Regions from separate parts of the Homo sapiens genome. Here region 1 is linked to region 2. A link is an interaction called in ENCODE POLR2A ChIA-PET data of the cell type or tissue named here. Cell type or tissue: IMR-90. All regions are shown on one strand. Links, peaks and the distances in the headings refer to the core of each region. The heading gives the core; the rest is flanking DNA.

Region 1 (9,702 bases), core at 1-5,000, 72 kb after region 2:
AGCAGACAACAGTCTTTTCATTTCTTCTGTTGCCAAAGGCGCTAACAGTATATCTAGCTTTGGAAAACACCTGGTTCTGACCTGTAAGCTGTTCCAAGACCTTAGTTACTCAGGTCAGTCTGTCTCCACTTTCTCCTAAACAGATGTTGAAGCGGAGCCTGCAGATGCAAAATTCCTGCATGGGGTTATCCTTTTCACCTTGATCCTGCACCACGATGGAGAACAGGAAGAGCCTGGCTGATCTTTCTGCAATCATTCTGAAACTTCCCTGCTTCTGTCATAGGACTTACTCTCTCAAGGTTTCTTTCAACCCTTATTGGTTGTCTCTTCTCTTGTCCCTAAATATAGGCCTATCTCAAAAAGAGTTTCCCCTCTGTCAAACCAATCTATTCCAGTGCTTTACCAATTTTACACAATAACTCCAAAACTTATCTCCTTTAACATGACTTTATTCCCAACTGCCAGTGCAGAATTCCAACATCTGGCTGGAATTTCTACCTGGTAATCTCAGAAATACTGAAAACACACATTTCCAAAAACCGAAGCTTTTTAACGTGGAAAACTTCCTTTATTTCCATCAATGATATTCAATTATTTTCTCCAGCACTCGATGGCCTTCTAATAACTAACACCATCGTCACTTATTGAGCCCACACTATATTCTTTGTATTGTTCTAAATGTCTTTAGAAATACATAATTTAATACTCATAAAACCATGTAAGGTAGGTACTATTGGTAAACCATTTTATAGATGAGGTGAAGTAATGGAACTAGATATAATCTTCATAAGTAATGGAACTAGATATAATCCCAGCACTCAAACTCCACAGCTTCTAGTCAACTACTATATGATCCTCCCATCTTCTTTCTGCTTGAGGAATGAAACACAGCTGAGAGACAGCAGTAATATAATAGGGTTACAGAAAAGAGAAGTGAGGGAACTCCAGCACTATGGCAAAGGCCCAGGCAGCAGAGTGGAGCTAAGAGACACAGTCAGCCTATTAACTACCTGGCACATACATACATGCATACACACTAATGGTACACAATAAAATGACAGACAAATCATAGATTAAGTTCATTTAGTATACTCATCTTTGATTCCTACGCATCTATTCAGTTGCCAAAATCCAGATCTTGATTCTGAAATACTACTCAAAATGTCAGTTTCAGTTTTCTGTGGCCTATTTCAGTTTCTTCCTGCAATTTTGCCATAGCCAACTGATTTATCACCCTTTATCCATTCTGTAATCTATCCTTTATACCACTCTCAGATTAGTTTTTTAAAAGTTAAGATTAATCCAATTACCAATTAATTCAAAATGTTAAATGGTAATCTACCCAAATAAGAGCAATATTTATCACACACTGTAATTCAATCACAGCATAAAAATACAGCTCCAACCTCTGTTTCCACTCTTACCTCTCACAATTCCCTTGAATGTACTCTTACTTTGGCCAAATAGAAGTATTTAATTTTCCCTAAATTGTACCTTCTGGTTTTCTCTCTTTTTAAATATATGCTACCTTTATCAGATTAAGGTATAAGGGCTACATAAGCAGCCACCTGTGAAGTCTCACATATTTTTCTAACACCTGGTCCAATTTAGATAACATAATTACTTGATACTTCAAGGTGTGATAACCAGCCACCTGAAATGCAATTTAAACCAGGTATTTCTTGAGGGCTCCTAGACATTTTCATTATTGCAGGGTCTATTCAGATTTTGTCTCTCCTCAAAGCATTTACAATGATATATTCACTGAAAATTGCCCACTTCTCACTGAAATTTCCAAAATGATTAGCACAGACCTGAATATAATTTTTAACATCACCTCCACACTTTAGTTTTATCTCCTTTCTCATACTTAATGTCTCACTTTTAGTTTCCCTCTTTTCTTTTATCCTTGACTGGCTTTTAAAAATATGTATTGATTTTATTGGCATTTTCATGCAATCAGTATTTAGATTAGTTCAAATGGTTTACTGTTTCCTAATTCATTAACATTTTTGCCTTTATAAATCTCTAGTTATTAATCTTTAGTTCTAAATTTACATTTCCTCATTGAATCAAAAATTATTTAAAACATGATTTTATATTTCCATATAAATTTAAACATTTTTAAAAATCTCCAGTTCTAATGAATTGTAATCAAGGAATGGGACTTACATATTTTTATTTTTGAGTGAGATTTTGTTTTGCAGTTGATCTAATTAGTAAGACTGGTAATTGTTTTGTCAATGACAGAAAAAAAGAAATATATTTCATTATTTTATTATTAAAGCCACCTATATATATATATATACAGTTATGTGTTGCTTAAGAGAAACTGTATCTGGATGATTTCATCACTGTGTCATAAAATATACTTACACAAGCCTAGATGGTATAGTTCACTACACACCCAGGCTATATGATACAGCTCCTATGCTACAAACTTGTACAGTAAGTTACTGTATTCAATATCATAGGCAACTGTAACACAATGTTATTTGTGTATCTAAAAGACAGAAAAGGTTCAGTAAAAATGGTATAAAGGATATAAAAATTGTACACCTGTATAGGGCACTTACCACGAATGGAGCTTACAGGATTGGAAGCTGCTCTGGGTGAGTCAGTGGGTGAGTGGTGAGTTAATGTGAAGGCCTAGGATATTACTGTAAACTACTGTAGATTTTATAAACATGCTACTCTAAATCTGTTTAAAAATTTTTTCTTTCTTCAGTAAATTAACCTTAGCATTTTATAACTTTTTCACTTTATAAATATAAAAAAATTTAACTCTGACTCTTTTGTAACATTTAACTTAAAACAAAAACATATTACACAGCTACACAAAAACATTTTTTCTTTGTATCCTTATTAAGATTTTTTCTATTTTTAAATTTATTTTTTTTTTTTACTTTTTAAACTCTTGTTAAAAACTAATAAATACATACTTTAGCCTTGGCCTCTACAAGGTCAGGATCATCAATATCACTGTCTTCCACCTATACATCTTGTCCCACTGGAAGGTCTTAAGGGGCAATAACATCCATGGAGCTGCCATCTCCTATGACAATAATGCCTTTATCTGGAATACCTCCTGTAGGATCTGCCTAAAGATTATTTTATAGTTAACATTTTTTAATAAGCAGAAGCACATGCTAAAATAATAGTACTGTAAACACGTAAACTAGTAACATATTCGTTTATCATTATAAAGTATTATGTGCTGAACATAACTGTGCTATGCTTTTATACAACTGACAGTACAGTAAGTTTGCTTACACCAGCATTACCACAAACATGTGAGTGATACATTGCATTGCAACGGCTTCAACATCACTAGGTGATAGAAGCTTTTTAGCTCCATTATAATTTTATAGGACCATTGTCGTATACCAGGTCAGGTGTTGACTCAAACATCATTATGTGGTACATGACTGTACCTTCTTACTTCGTGCCTTTTGAAGTACATTAAGGATTCCTATCATTGCTTTTCTACCAATTATTCTTCATTTCTTTCAGCTTTTACTTAATACATTTTGATGTTTAGCACATTCGTTCATAACTGTTAAGTCTTTACCTGGAGTGTACCCTGTGTTGATGTAAAATGACATTTTTGATCCAGTTTAATGCTTTTTGCTTTAAATGCTACCCTGATACTGAGATTCTGTCATCTGCTTTTGAAATTGAAATTTGCCTGATGTATCTCTAATCCACCATTTATTTTTAACCTTAGTTGTTTTATGTAAATCTCTTGTGATTAATCTCTTAAAAAACAGACTTCAAAGTACAGATTATGTACATCTTTCAGACCTAAAATACTGCCATACTACTACCAGAACAGAATACTACTTTAATATCACAGCACAAGATATGTAATGTTTTGTTCATATTCTATGCATCAATATTTATCAATATTCCGATCATCTCCTAAGAAGATGAATCACGAATTCACAATCTACACTCCTCAGTTAAAAAAGTAATTTTCTATTTCAATAAACTTTCCACTGGCACTGCTAAACTTAGAAATAATGTAGATTTTTCAACATAATAGTGTTTGCTTGAAGCTCGGAAATCTATGTTTCAGGATGATCACAATAAGATTACTACAGGAAAGCAATTCAACAAAGGAAGAAATATGATTATTATTACAATGACAACATATAGCAGTAGTTATTGTATATTAAGGTACTTGCCAACATTTTATATATCTTTAACACTACCATAACTTTACAAGATAGATATTATTGTCTCTATTTTTAGGATCAGAAAACAGTCCGACTGCACGTAATTATCTCATTCAAAACCAGGATCTGGACCTCAATGTGAATATAAGGGTAAAACTTGTACTCAGCTGTCCTGGGTTTTACTAATAGCATGTATATAAACTACGTGATTTGAATGAAGTCACAACTTCATTGAGTTCTTATTTTTCCTGTCTACGAAGAATCTCTAAAGTTTAGGGTGTTACACAGTATTTCACTTCTATGAAACTAATTATTGAGAACAAATGTGAAGCAGACAACTGATATTTTTTTCTCTTTCCAACATTCTTTCCCCTCCTTGATTTTTCTTTGGAAAACTATTATTATCCCTGTGTGGCAGGCTCTACACTTCAGCTTTAGATACATGCCCCAGAGAATTCCATTCCCTGGACAGAATATTTGGTTCAGGAATAATAGGCATGTGCCTCAATCCAGGGAAATCAGAACTCACCCTACAAATTTTTGCTCAAATTGTAGCTCTCTTCTCATCATAGTTGCTAAAGTAGGTAGAATGCAAACCTGAAGCTATTAGGAACTATATCTTGCCACTACTTGTGAGAGCCTGTTTGAAAATAACATATATACAGAAGAGAGAAAAGAGGAGGAGGGTAAGGGAGGGAGAGAGAATAAGAGAGATACTCTTGAGATCTGTTGAGCACCTAGATCCAGGCCAGAGCTTTTAGGTTATGTAAGTCAAAAAATGTCTCCTTTTATTTAAGCTACTTTGAGTTGGGTTTTTCTTATTTAAAACTGAAAAAGTCCTCATATGTCATAAAGGAGTTGCTTTTTATTTTTCTAAGTTTCTATTTCTACTTTAGGATTCAAAATAATAAAGAAAAATAATTTGGACTGCAGAACATAGTTTCGTAGAAAAAAATACCAGGTTTAAGGTTAGAAGATGGGGTTTTTATTATTACACAAAGAGATTATATGACTTAGGACAGGTTGATCTTTGCAGATCTGTTCGTTTTGTGAAACAAGGTCTCGATCTGTTGCCTATCTGAAGTGTAGAGCCTGCCACACAGGGAGGCTCTAGGCTAGAGTGCTGTGGTGTGATCATGGCTCACTGCAGCCTCAACCTCCCAGGCTCTGGCAATCCTCCCACCTCAGCCTCCCAAGCAGCTGGAACTACAGGCACGTGACACCATGCCCGGCTATTTTTTAAATATTTTTTTGTAGAGACAGCCTCTCACTATGTTGCCCAAGCTGGTCTTGAACTCCTGGGCTCAAGCAATCTTCCCGCTTGAGTCTCCCAAAGTGCTGGGAATATAGGTATGAGCCACCGTGCCCAACCCTGCAAATCTGTTTTATCATCTATGTTAGAATGGGTTTGAATTAAATAATTGCTAAGATCCTTCAAGGTATGAAAGTTCTACAATTTTACTGTATTATATAACAGCCTTAAATAATGTGTATCATAGTAACATGGTTTGGCCCAGGAAAATTCAAATGTTAAGAAAAATAAGAACGCCACATTGGAAGATTTTTAAAAAGACAGTAATTATAGTTTGTTTTAAATAAAGAGGAAGTAAGAAAATTTCATTAGGTTATAACATGTAGAAATTTAGTAAACAGGCTAGAAAAAATAACCTGATTTAAGATTAGGTCATGAAAATTCATTCCCCAGAGAAACCAAACATTTTCCTTGAGATCATTTAAAGATACAACTATTATTTCTAGAAGATTTGTCTTTATTAAGAATAAGCTCAATGAACTCATGTACACAAGAGTTCCTAACATAGAGAAACTTTAATAATTTATTTAAAAACAAAAAGAAAATTAAAAGCAGCTCAAACTTTTTCCCTAAAAGTTTAACCAAAGAAAAAATAAGAGGCCAGGCACAGTGACTCATGCCTGTAATCTCAGCACTTTGGGAGGCCGAGGTGGGCGGATCACTTGAGGTCAAGAGTTCAAGACCAGTCTGGCCAACATGGCGAAACCCCATCTCTACTAAAAATACAAAAATTAGCCAGGCGTGGGGGCAGGCGCCTGTAATCCCAGCTGCTCGGGAGGCTGAGGCAGGAGAATCGCTTGAACTCAGGAGGTAGAGGTTGCAGTGAGCTGAGATGTTGCCACTGCACTCCAGCCTGGGTGATTGAGTGAGACTGTCTCAAACAAAAAAACAAAACAAACAAGCAAAAAAAAAAAAAAAAAAAAAAAACAAAAAAAGGGAAATAAATATGAATGTTTACTTTATGTGCCATCATTCTGGAACACAGCTGGGGGTATGCATGGGACAGGGAGAAGGCAAGGGAGAGGGAAACAGCAGTAGTGTTTCTAAGTAACTTTGTCATGTAAAAGGAGTTTACCTCTTTAAACTCAAATTTTGGAAGTCCTTTCAAAAATACATACTTACTAGCATTCTCAGGATGTTTTAACTCTTTCTTCATAGTTTAAACATGTGAGTTATCTAATATTGAAACTTAAGTGCAGATGCAGATAGTGTGGAGCACAGGACTAGATGAGAACCAACCCTAGAAGTTGCCCTGTGGCATGCTTTCTTGGAAGAAAAAAATCACCAACAGCTTACTTTTGAATAATCTTCACATGTTCATAAAGCAAAAGTGTCAAATATACAAATGAATGACTCCTAAGGAAGTGTAACACAATTATCTTCTTGTAAATTAGTGAATAAGACAGAAGGAGGCTTCCTTCCCTTAAGCGGTTACCTCACTCTCAGAACATTTTTCTTTATAATAACTATCAGTTGTCTGACTTCTCTGCAACACTGAAAACCCAAAGTATTATTTGGGCATTACTAACCTAATGCGTTATTTTATGGTCAACTTGTACCCACCACTCTGCCATCTAATTTGCACCATGTCTGCTGAGGATATGTCAAGACTCTGAGCCAGATTATTTTGAAGAGACCTCTGCAAAGTCTACAAATTCTTTACCAAAATATGACTGCCTCATCTCCCTTCAAAAAAGAAAGGGGGAAAAAAGATTCTTCTTCTATATAAATGTCACTAGAACATAATTTTCTCCAGCTTCTTAATGTTTGTCTATAATTAAAATTAAGGATATAAGCAAAATAACATTAAAGATAATTCTAATAAAGTTAACCCCATACAAACTGAAAAGTAGATAAAATGCATGTATCTCCTATAATGGTGATTCACAATTACAAAAATGCAAATCCACAGGCTCAATCTACAAGGAAATACTGACAAGAAGAGAATAAACCTATTATGAGATATTCCAAGAATAAAACTACTTTAGATAATCAACTACATTTATTATAAGATAGTTACTCCTCAGGAAGAATTCCACAGTTGTATAACAACAGCTTTACCATGCTTAGCTAAGTTTTCTTATGATGAAATTAGTTATTCATAAAAGATTAAAAATTATTTCACCAGTATTCTAACCAACAGGCAAACAAGTGGTATCTTTGAAAGTTTTAAAACAATTACATTTCAAGTATTTTACAGAAGCCTGCAGTATTATATTTCCAAGACCAACAACCTCAATCTGTCCAAATTCCCTTTAAGTCAGGAGTCATTAAATGCTTTAGCATTTGTAAGGAAGCATTTGTAAGGAAAGGTATAAGCTGAGGAGCCTTTCAAAATAAGACCAATTTTATCAGCATTTCATAACCTTGCAGGAAAGCCTGAGCCTATACAGAGATTAATTATTTTGAACAGTCTCAAAATTCTTTTGCAGTTCCAGGATTTGTGGACTTGATAGTATAGAAAGAAATTTAACAGTGTATCAGAGGACTCAAATTTTCCTCTGAATGCTAATATTAACTGGATAATATTGATCACAACACTTCCCCTTCCTGTGCCTGTTTGATCATCTATAAGAAACATTCCTGGAAGAAAAAAAAAAAAAAACCTACCACTGACTTTAATCCGTATCTAGTTTTCTAATGCTGTTTCAACCTAAACACAAATGCTACTGTTCAGTAAAATATGGTCAACCAACAGCATCTGCTCCATTTTTTTTGCCTTTTTAAATAAACACAGGGATAAAGAAGGTAAGAACACGAGGATACTCCTTTAGATTCTGTGAATAATTCATCCGAAATATGGTCTAAGTATATTAATTAAGCATGAGCCAAGTATAGTAGATTTCAGTTATTTATTTTGACTCCAAGACACAAAAAGCAATCAATTTCAGTGAAATTACTTAACTCTGAGTCTTAATATTATGTAACAGCTAAATATAACAATTTTAATATCTACATTCTTAACACTGTATGTACAGATCTCCATTTTCTATTAACTATTAGCCCATCAATCTCTTTTCACTTGGGGGATATTCCAACCTATGCAAGGATGGAGAATATACAGCTACTAGAGCAGTTCTACTGATGAAGTAAATACTATTACATTTTACCACATGATATTATAAACTTTGCATTTTATTTTCATAACACTATTCTTGCTATCTTTCATTCTGGCCCTATTTCACAACACCCTACAGGACTTACGATTTCATCAAATAGTCTCCCCTCACCTCTGAAGAGAAACAGAATTGATAGTATTACCAGACTGTAATGACTAGAATATCTTCCCATTGGCAAATTTAAAATATGTCCTTACTTTTTGATTATGGAGCCTTCTCTTGGATTTAATTTGGACTGGAAACAGAAAATAAAATACAATAAAGTTTAAATGCCCTTGGGTTTTACTTTTATCCCTGAACATGATGACATGGACTATCCCAAGTCCTTCTTAAATGGCAAGTTCTCATCATCAGCAGAGCACAGCCAACTATTCTGAAGAAGCAGATACATCAGACAGGGTATGTATGCATATGTGTGTGGGTGAGAGTGTATAAGAAGGAGGAAAGAGGGAGAAAAAGAGACCACATGTGAGAGCACAGTTAAGTTGGAAAAGCCTAGACCATTACAAAAACTATTTGTTCCAATTAAAAATCATTGATTAAATCATCCTACTAGGATATTGATTGTAATGCTAAACAAACAAAAAGTCACACAGTTGAACAGTGAAGGCAAGTATCTTAGAAAGAGTCAAATATACTTGTAGCATGAAGAAGAATAAGACTGTTGCAATACCTCTATCAAATACTTTTCTCCATTCCAAAAAAAACCCTGACATTAAAAAAACAATAATAAAGTAGGTCACAAAAAGATTGGAAGTACCACCTTTCTTCAGATATGATTTCTCAGTATAGCCGGCTACAAGTTTTCATCAAATGCAAGCATGGTGACACAATCAAGGAAACATTCCCATTTTGGAATCTTTTTGGAAGCTTCAGAAAACATTAACACTTTCAAAATGGTAAAGTTTCTTTACCAAAAAACTTCTCCTGAAGAAACCTCAGTATTCTGTAGGCAGACAGTACACCTTACTGCCAGACAACACATCTGATATTGGGGCACTGGTAAAGACAGAAGCTCTCCATGTCATGGTCACCCACTGCTCTCTTCATCAGTATGCGCTAGGGTGCAAGACTGTCATCAATCCTGAAAGAA
Region 2 (10,784 bases), core at 3,119-8,118:
TCAGCCCTGCCAGTAAACCCTAAATCCTCAAGCTCTGGGCATTCCCATCCTGCACCAAGAAATTCACACTCCAATTCTATAAGGTTTCCTATGATGAGGAAAACAAATTAAAAGTAACTGGCTGGCACTAAAGACAGAGTTTTAAAGTTTCCACTGCCTGCCTAAATGTGGATTTCCCACATTGCCCATATCTTAGGCCAGGTCTTTTGATTGCAAGAACACTCAAGTTGACACATACAAAGGATTAATATTATGAGAATACATAGGAATCTCATAGATTCCCAAAGACGGTAAACTATAATACATCCTGGTGCCTCATGAGAACTGGAGCTTGGGAAGCAATAGGAACCATGGCCACTTAATGTGTAGGACTTCTCTGCTTTTCTCAGCACATCTGTTTTCTTCTCTTTCTTACCATCCACTGTCCTCTGCTTTCTCAGTCTTTTCTCCCTCAAAACTTTAACTTGTACTTGGTCTCTTAAGATCCAGCCTGCCCCAACTTCACCTGTGATACCTAACTGGCTTAGTCTCTCAGTGTTCCAATTCTTCCTTGCTGAGAGAGCAATGTGATTCGTTTAAAAGCATTTGGGGGTCCAGGTACGGTGGCTCATGCCTGTAATCCCAACACTTTGGAAGGCTGAGATGGGCAGATCACTTGAGGTCAGGAGTTCAAGACTAGCCTGGCCAACATGGCAAAATGCTGTCCCTACTAAAAATACAAAAATTAGCCTGGCATGGTGGCACATGCCTGTAATCCCAGCTACTCAGGAGGCTGAGGCACAAGAATTGCTTGAACCGGGGAGGTGGAGGTTGCAGTGAGCTGAGATCATGCCACTACACTCCAGCCTGGGTGACAGACCAAGACTCTGCCTCTAAAATAAAAATAATAGAATAAATAAAAGCATTTGGAGGAAGGTCACTAGCCTATGGTTGGGTCACCCTTAAGTTAGCTTGTTATGTATATGTGTGAATAGGGGCAGTAGGAATGGGGATAAATACCATAACTATGACCACTCACTGTGAGCAGCTTTTCCTCTCAGAAGGGAGCTGTGGTTAGGGCAGGCTGTGAGACTCTTCACTGGTTCAAGTGGCAAAGGTGCTGGAGGTCTTGAGTGTGGCAGCCCGGAAGTCTTATCAGAGTTTCCTAGATCTACCTCCATGGAATATACTGTTGGGTAGCAAGAACATCCTGAATACTCTCTCACAATTTGGGAAACTAGCCTACTAGGCTCATCTCTAGGGCCTAGTTTTTAGGCCATTGTCTTATCCTGTAGTTAAATACTAAGAAAGACATTTGCAATCATGCACTAATGGAAAGATGGCTCAACTTCCATGACTGCTACATACTTAAAAAAGAGAGAGAGAGAGGTAGAGAGAGTTTCCCACACATAATTCATTAGCCTTGTGTTTAGTTAGAAAGGTTCAGGATGTTCCTTGTGGAAATTGTGAGCATAGGCGTCAACTGGGCACATTCATCAAACAGTATCCACAAAAAAAGCATTTGCCCATGGCCATCGAAAATCCTGAGACTTAGTTCTAAGAGTTTAAGCTTTAAAGAAAATTGCCAAGTATGGTGTATTTCAGAATCAAATCCCCTACTCAAAAAGCAAACACACGCTATGGGGAGGGAGTACAGAAGCTACATCAGAGAGAATCTTCATTAATTCTTCCCCTGCATCCCTTTTTGGCATTTTGAACTGGCAAAGAGAAAACCTGTGATGTCTGTGCCTGGTTATTTCATCGATAAAGAGCCAGGGTCATGGTTTCTATCCTGTTACCCAATTGGCTTCGTTTTGTCCAATGGCTACAGCATGTACCTTGCACTCTAGCCAGAAAGCTGACTCTCTGCAGGGCCTTGTTTTATTTGGGGATGGACTGGGATTTTGGAGAGTGATGAAAATTTTTTTAACATGATGGGAAAGACAAAAAAAATAAACAACTAGAAAAGCACACTTCTGTCTATCCATTTTGCCATCTTCACTGGCTGAAGACACCCTTTTGCTTGTCAGGGTCTTGCTGTTCATCCTGCACTGCAAAGACAATAGGGTGATGATGAAAGAAAACCATGGAGAAAAGGATGACGGTGATCTCCCTCAATTAGGAAATCTATTTATTTTAATAAGTCAAGGGGGGTGAAGGAAGACCTTCTGAATAAAGGTCAAAAAGGAATTTGATAATAATTCAACAGCAATACATAGTTTTTTAAAAATTACTTAGTAACCTAGAAGTAAAGGGAACAAAGATATAACTCAAATGAGATAAAAAATGTCTACAAAACCAGCAGCAAATATTCTATACATGTACAAAATTGAGCCCTATTAACTTTAGTAATAAGGATACCCTCTGTCCCCATACACATTCAACATGGTCTGAAATCTCTAGCCAATAAAATAAGATCATGGAAAGGAAAAAAAAAGATATCCTTTTTGGAAAAGAGATACAAATTTTTATTGTTGTTTTGTTTTGAGACAGTGTCTCACTCTGTCACCCAGGTTGGATGTAGTGGCGTGATCTCGGCTCACTGCAGCCTTGACCTCCCAGGCTCAAGCCATCCTCTCATCTCAGCCTCCCAAGTAGCTGGGACTACAGGTGCATGCCATCACACTCAGCTAATTTTGTTCATTTTTTTGTAGAGACAGGATCTTACTATGTTGCCTAGGCTCAAAGTCTTGGGCTCAAGGGATCCCCCTGCCTTGGCCTCTCAAAGTGCTGGGATTACAGGTGTGAGCCATTGCACCGAGCCTAAAGTTGCTTTTATATAATATCATTCCCTTTCTAAAACACTCAGAACAATTAATACAAAACTATTAGTCCAAAAAAAGATAATTTAATGGGGCAGAAAGTTATAAAACAGGCATAAAATTTTTCTTAAATACAGCAGCAACTATACTGGAATTGGTTCAAGATAATAGACTGAACACAGATGACCGCTGATCCTCCCATCCAAATATTTTTAATATTACAAGGATAAGCCCAACAAGCCCTGGAAAATAGGAGAAAGTCTCATCAGTGACTAGAAATCATGAGTAATTGTTTGAAAATAGAAACATATGCAAGAGAAAAATACTATAAAGACTAGAAGAGCACACAACAACCTCAATTGAGATTGAATAGACACAAGGACTGGAAGGTGCCTTGGGTCAATCAACTTGTGATTAATACTTCATAAGCAAATTTCACTAATGAGCTCATACAAATAGACTATTTGAAAAACTGAATCCAGCAGATTATTAAGAGAATAAAATGTTATGACAAAGTAGAATTTACTCTGTGTATTCTAAGTAAAATATGTAGAATTTATTTTATGTATTCTATGTAGAATACAGGTAGAATATTCCTGTACAGGTAGAATACAGGTAGAATAACAATAACAGATCAAAGTAAATGATATACAAATTTCAATAGTGCTTAAAAGCACTTGGTAAATTTCAATACACATTTCAATTTTAAAAGGAAAGAAACTTAGAAAAGGAATAAGAGGACATTTCTTTAACTTAACAAAAGTTGGAAGGGAATATAGTAGAAGCCTATAGAAAGCACCATTTTAATGCCAAAACATTTTAAAATTCCCATTAAAGTAAAAGATATGGTCCAGGCACAGTGGTTCACACCAGTAATCTCAGCACTTTGGGAGACTGAGGTGGGAAGATTGATTGAGGCCGGGAGCTGGAGATCAGCCTGGGCAACATAGTGAGACCCTGACTCTACGAAAATAAAAAATTTACTGGGCATGGTGGTGCACACCTGTAGTCCATGCTACTTGGGGGGCTGAGGTGGGAGGATCTCCTGAGCCCAGGATGTTGAGGCTGCAGTGAGCTGTGATCCTGGTACTGCACTCCAGCCTGGGTAATAGAGTGAGACCCTGTCTCAAAAATAAACAAATAAATAATACAAAGCACCAGAAAACCTGCCATCCCTGCAATCGATAAATATTTTACTAGCCATGCTAACAAATTAAATAAGATAGGAAAAAACTTTTAATGAAATATGTATATGAGAAAGGAAAAGACGTGATGATTCTTTGAAGATAATATAATTGTCTACATAAAGTAACAAATTAGGGGAATAAACTAAGAAATTTCTGAAACTCATCTGAGAGTAAATATGGCTAGTACAAGACCACAAAATTTAATAGAATATCTAATTGTCTATAATAATCAGTTAGAAAGTTAAAAGAAAAAAGATACTGTACTATTCCTAAAGCAACAAACTTGGAATAAACCCAAGAAGAAACATTCAAGAATAATATGAATGACATAAAAGAAAATCTAAATAAATGAAATATACTGTTGTTTTAAATAGAAATTGTGGCGGGTGAAGCAACTTCACTTTGGATGCTACTTCACCAGGTTGGCTTCTGATTAACCCCAGTTCCAAGAGGGCTCTGAGAGTTCCAGTTTCTCTACATTGTCCCTTGCATAAAAGCAGGTACTTACTACTATAAATCCTGCCTGTAGGTCAAACAATCTTGATGTTCTCGTACTTCAATGGCGCTACACATCTCTTCCAAACCACCCCTCTCCTATGGTATATAAGCCCTGGGCCTCAGGGGTAATGGCACAAAGAACTCACCATCTCATCCTGCCCTGTCTGAGACCCAGACATGGCTTCTGTTCCTAAATCCCTGTTAAAGGTTTCTTTCTGAGAAACTAGATTTGTCAGCCTCTTTCTTCGGCCTCTCAGCTTCCTTGAACTTTAGGATAGGTTTGCATACATCTGCCCACTGCAAAACAGAAAATACATTTTTTAATCAAAATTCCAACACAAACTTTTCTGGAAGTTGACGAACTGCTTCTAAATTTTATATAAAAGAAAATGAGGGTTGGGCATGGTGACTCACATCATAATCCCAGCACTTTGGGAAGCCGAGACAGGAGGATCACTTGGGGCCAGGAGTTTGAGACCAGCCAGGGCACCACAGTGAGACCTCATCTCTACCTCTACCAAAAAAAATAAAAAATAAAAAAATTAGCTGGGCATGGTGGAGAATGCCTGTAGTCCTAGATGCTAGGGAGACTGGGGCAGGAGGACTGCTTGAACCCAGGAATTGGAGGCTGCAATGAGCTATGTTTGAGCACAACACTCCAGCCTGGGAGATAAAGCAAAATCCTGTCTCTAAAAATTAATGAATTAATTAATTAATTTTAATTTTTAAAAAGAAGATGAATGAGAGAAGCCAATAATTTTTTAAATAACAGTAAGGGAAAACTTTTTTTTTTTTTTTTTGAGATGGAGTCTTGCTCTGTCCCCCACGCTGGAGTCCAGTGGTGCAATCTTGGCTCACCACAATCTCTAACAAAAAGCCAAGGTTAAAATAGGTAGTATTAGCTAATGAATAAAGAGTTAGCCCACTGATACAAAATATTCAAAAATGCTACATGTCTATGGGAGCTTAAAAATTATAAAAGTAAGCCAAGCGTGGTGGCTTATGCCTGTAATCCCAGCACTTTGGGAGGCCAAGGCAGGCGGATCATGAGGTCAGGAGTTCGAGACCAGCCTGGCCAACATAGTGAAACCCCATCTCTACTAAAAATACAAAAAATTAGCCAGGCATGGTGGCAGATGCCTGTAATCCCAGCTACTCAGGAGACTGAGGCAGGGGAATCGCTTGAACCTGGGAGGTGGAGGTTGCAGTGAGCCGAGATCGCGCCATTGCACTCCAGCCCGGGCAACAGTGCGAGACGCTGTCTCAAAAAAAAAAAAAAAAAAAAAAGATTGTAAATAAAGTAGCATTTCATGGGGAAAGTATAGTTATGATATTATAAAAATGGATATTCATTAGATCACTACCTCGTGCCATACTAAAAATAAATTCCAGATTGATTAAAGAACAAAATATTTTAAAATAAAGTGTAAGGTTAAAATACAAAAAGTATTTTTTTAATCTTATAAATCTTTCATGTGGGTCAGAAAACCCAGAAGCCAAAACCAAAAATGATGGCATCAATTGTATAAAAATTTAAATATGTGTCTGATAAGCACCATAAAAATGTTAAAAGACAATCAACGGACTGAGAAAACATATAACCAACAATGCATAACTACTTACGATTCAGAAAAACTAATTACAAATAAGTAGGGAAAAGACAGGCAACTGCATTGAAAATAAGCAAAAAATTAGAGCAAGCAAGTCACACAAGAAATACAAATAGATGATTTGCTTTAAACATAAGATTTGCTTAACCTCACTAGAGTCAAAGAAATGCAACTTAAAACAGTAAAAATAACTTTTCCCTAAAATATAAAGAATAAAAAGATTAATAGCATCCAATATCAGCAAAGTTATAAAGAAACTTTATTACTAGAAGTAAAATTTAAAATCCCTGGCAAAATCCTTTTGCAGAGCAATTTGAAAGCATGTGACTAGCATTTCCACAATTTCGGAAAATACAAAGAAGCTTGTATAAAGATATTAATTGTAATTGAAGTATTTTATTTAATTGTAGTACATCTCTTTTATAAACTCAAGTCTGCTGACATCATAGGCACTTCTCTTTACCATTCCTCACTGCTAGGCCAGTGGGTTGATTTTTCAGCTTCTGTTGCTAAGAATTCAGTGTTCTAAGAGGCACAGAATATAACAACAGCAAAATTCATCACCTACTTCATTGCCCAGTCTCAGCAGCAGTTTGACTATTCTAAGGGTCAGCTCAGAGTGCCTGTGCTGACCGTGATGGCTTCAACATGAATGCTACTATGACCCAGTTGATAACAAGAAATTGGAAAGTGAAGATCCCCACTGTTTATTGAAATTTCTGCCTATGGATGCAACTCAATTCAAAAAGCATTTATGTAGACACTGCATGGAGTCAGGTTGCCGAGGATGCATGGATAAGCAAGACACAATTTGTGACCTCAAGGAATGTATGTCTTTGTTTTTGCTTTCTACTTAGATGCTTAGTGATAATTGTGATTCCCTGGGCAAAAGCTAGTTTTTCTAAACTAGTGTTTCTCAAAGTAAAGTGTCAGGACCAGCAGCATCAGCATCTCCTGGGAATGTGTTAGAAATGCTGATGCTCAGCCAGGCGCGGTGGCTCATGTCTGTAATCCCAGCACTTTGGGAGGCCGCAGTGGGCAGATCAGCTCAGGTCGGGAGTTCGAGACCAGCCTGGCCAACATGGCGAAACCCCGTCTCTACTAAAAATACAAAAATTAGCTGGGCGTGGTGGTGCGCGTCTGTAATCCTAGCTACTCGGGAGGCTGAGGCAGGGGAATCGCTTGAACCCAGGAGGTGAATATTGCAGTGAGCCGAGATCGCACCACTGCACTCCAGCCTTGGAGACAGAGTGAGACTCCATCTCAAAAAAAAAAAAAAAAAAAAGCTGATGCTCAGGCCCAAACCCAAACCTACTGAATCAGAATCTCTGAGGGGCAGTGGGGGATGATCCAGGTGATTCTGATACACAATTAAGTTTGAGAACCACTACTCACTACTCTATTGGAAGCATTTAAACAATGCCTAGATTTTTTTCCTTGCAAAAAATTTGTTTAAGATTACTTGTGAAAACAAAAGACACCACTGTATAATTTGTATATGGTATTTGAGTGGCACACATTTTGCACATATGGCTTCTGGAAGCATACCATTATTATGAAGCTACCCTATATGGAATGTTCCTTTCGTGGAACTTATTCATTTATTCCTTGATCAGTGCATGATTTATTTCTTGAGTTCCTATTTATCTGACATTATAGATAACATTGCAATGAACAACTTCATATCATATATATAAGGCTTTTTTCTGAATTAGTAACATGGGATAAATGTTCAGGCATGGGATAACTTCGTGGGGAAAAAGAAGAGGGGCATCTTTATTATTCATGCTGCATGTTGTCATGCTGCTTTCCAAACAGGTTTGTCCTCAAATGATGCCAGCTGCCCTGTGAGTGTAAGTTTTATCACCCACTTCCCCACATAGGGCATAATCATTCAATTTTGATATGATTATGTATAAAATGTTGCCTCGAGGCTGCTCTATTCTACTTTCTTTGCTTTCTAATGAGGTTGTAGATGTTTCCCACGTGTTTCTTTAATATTCACATTACTGCTTGTGTGACGCATCTGTGGATGATTACTTGGTTATCAAAAATAGCACTTCTAAAAATACCCACTCAAGAAGTCCCTACTACACCCTGGGAACAGAATTGTGTTCCGGGTGTTCAAGAGTGTGGAATTAAGCTCCTTAAAGATAAGGAATAATTTCTGAGTCAGTAGGTAGAGCTTCTATAGTAGTATGTGAGTTTGGCCAGGATTGCTGCTAGCAGTCTGTATGAATTAGAAAATAATAACAATAATAAGCCAAGGGCAGTGGCTAATGCCTGTAATCACAGCACTTTGGGAGGCTGGGTCAGGAGGATTGTTTAAGGCCAAGAGTTCAAGACCAGCCTGGGCAACATAGTGAGACCCTGTCTCTTTAAAAGAGAGAGAGAGAGAGGTCTCTTTGCAGTCCTATGCCCCAGGCATGAGTTTGATGAACAGAGGATTTTCGGTCCCCATTTGTTCCCTAGCCCAGGTGCCCTTGAACAGTGAACAAGCTGCTTGACCTTATCCTACCACTCAGAGTCTGTCACTCCAAGTTCCTATGCAGAACTCCTCATTTTCTGAAAACCAAAATGAAGCAGAAGGAATCCTGCCATTTCCTCATTTCTAAGGCCTAAGTTTCCTGCACGGTGGCTTCAGGTTTGAGTGGCGTCCCCACCACTTCTGATTGTCTTTTCTGTGGTTTGGAAGGAAGCACTGTGCTTAGGCAGGTTGGATCCTAATAAGGACCCAGGAGTTGGAGATCATCTCTTGCCATGGCTCTTGAAAATAAGTGCCACGTGTGTCACTGTTTCCCATTAGTGACAGTGGAGAGCATATTGCTAAGGTCATTCCAGCAACCTAAGGAGACTCTCTCCCTACAGCTCTCCTTCCCATCGACTTTGGCACTTTCAAAGATCTCTCTACCTCTACCTCGCCTCATGCCTGACCACTGACCTCTTACTAATTCTCCTTATTCTTCCAGATGTTGACACTCCTTTGTACCATCAGCATAACACACTCAAGCCTTTCCCAGGTTACAACAAATATCCTTTCAGCCTTTCTTCTAGCTACTGACCTTTCCCCTTCTCTTAATAGCTGAACTTCTAAATGATTCCTATACAATAGCCTGAAAGTACATGTCCCCTCAAAATTTATATGTTGGAATACTGTGTTAGTCTGTTCTCACAGTGCTAATGAAGACATACCTGAGACTGGGTAATTTATAAAGGAAAGAGGTTTAATGGATTCACAGTTCCACATGGCTGGGGAGGCCTCACAATCATGGCAGAAGGCGAATGACAAGCAAAGTCATGTCTTACATGGCAGTAGGCAAGAGAGAGCATGTGCAGGGGAACTCACCTTTATAAAACCATCAGATCTCATGAGACATATTCACTGTCACAAGAACAGCACAGGAAAGACCTGCCCTTATCATTCAATTACCTCCCACCAGGTCCCTCCCACAACGCAGCGGAATTATGGGAGCTACAATTAGAGATTTGAGTGGGGACAAAGCCAAACTATACAAAATACTAATACCCAATGTGATAGCATTAAGAGGAGGAATGTTTTAGGAAGTAATTAAGTCATGAGGGCTTAGTGACCTTATTTTCAACAGGTTGAAAGGAGTTGCCTTGCCCTTTCTGCTCTGTGAGGACACATAGAAGGCACCATCTCTCAAGAATGAGCCCTCACCAGACACGAAATCTGCTGGTACCTCAATCTTGGACTTCCCAGCCTCCAGAACTGTGAGAAATAGATTTCTGTTGTTTGTAAATAACCCAGCCTAGAGTATTTCCTTATAACAGCAGAAATGGACTAAGACACTACTTCTTCACCTCCCATTCACACTCAGCCCATGGTAATCTGGCTTCCAATACAATAATTCCTCTAGACCAGCAGCTTAACTCCTTAACTGCCAAACCCAACAGACATTTTTCAGTCCTATTTTAATTTGTTTAGACTTGAAATTGTTGATCATACCTCCCTCCTTGAAGCTTTCTCTTCCTCACTTTTCTTGATTCCATCACATGAGAATATGTATGTTCCATAAAGACAGAGATCTGTCTGTGTTTTTCACTAACATATCCCAATACCCAGAACAGTGCTTGACCCATAATGGACTCTAAATAAATATTTATTAAATTAATTAGTTATTCGTTCCTCATTCTCTTATTAATCTAGACATTCTCTCAGTGTCCTTCTACCTCAGTGCTCAGCTTTGAAAGACCAAATAACTAGCCTGGCGCAGTGGCTCACACCTGTAATCCTAGCACTTTGGGAGGCCGAGGCAGGCGGATCACCTGAGGGCAGGAGTTCAAGACCAGCCTGGCCAACATGGTGAAATCCCATCTCTACTAAAAATACAAAAATTAGCCAGGCATGGTGGTGCGCACCTGTAATCCCAGCTACTCGGGAGGCTGAGGCAGGAGAATCACTTGAACTCGGGAGGTGGAGGTTGCAGTGAGCCGAGATCACGCCACTGCACTCCAGCCTGGGCGACAGAACAAGACTTCATCTCAAAATAAATAAATAAATAACAATAAAGACCAAATAACTGAATGCCAACTTCATTGCTACTTCTGGCACCCCTGAACTTGTGCATACTGACAACCATGTGATCACATAGGTTTCCATCATATTTGACCACATCACAGTAGTATAGAAAAAGTCTGTCATTCAGATTTATTGTTAACATCAAAATACTCACTTTCAAATATAAACGTTTGACATGTAACAGAGTGAAAATCTTGAAAACTAT

What was found. Peaks named below come from ENCODE experiments on the same cell type or tissue, not always from the same donor. Only the 100,000 strongest peaks of a DNase experiment are listed, where the experiment ranks them.
Region 1: POLR2A ChIA-PET joins it to region 2 with 6 read pairs; 2 of 35 experiments call an interaction of 5 or more read pairs at or near these places.

The regions. Positions count from the first base shown.
Region 1 is chr10:87,936,010-87,945,711 of GRCh38, reverse strand. The region is part of intron 5 of PTEN (phosphatase and tensin homolog); the gene reads right to left. It also overlaps the pseudogene RPL11P3. Among named protein-coding and RNA genes, the nearest start is that of PTEN, 77 kb to the right of the region's middle. In IMR-90, for the core only: no CTCF peak of the experiment used is centred there; a DNase peak (open chromatin) is centred at 2,621.
Region 2 is chr10:88,010,182-88,020,965 of GRCh38, reverse strand. No RefSeq gene overlaps it. Among named protein-coding and RNA genes, the nearest start is that of PTEN, 150 kb to the right of the region's middle. In IMR-90, for the core only: no CTCF peak of the experiment used is centred there; no DNase peak of the experiment used is centred there.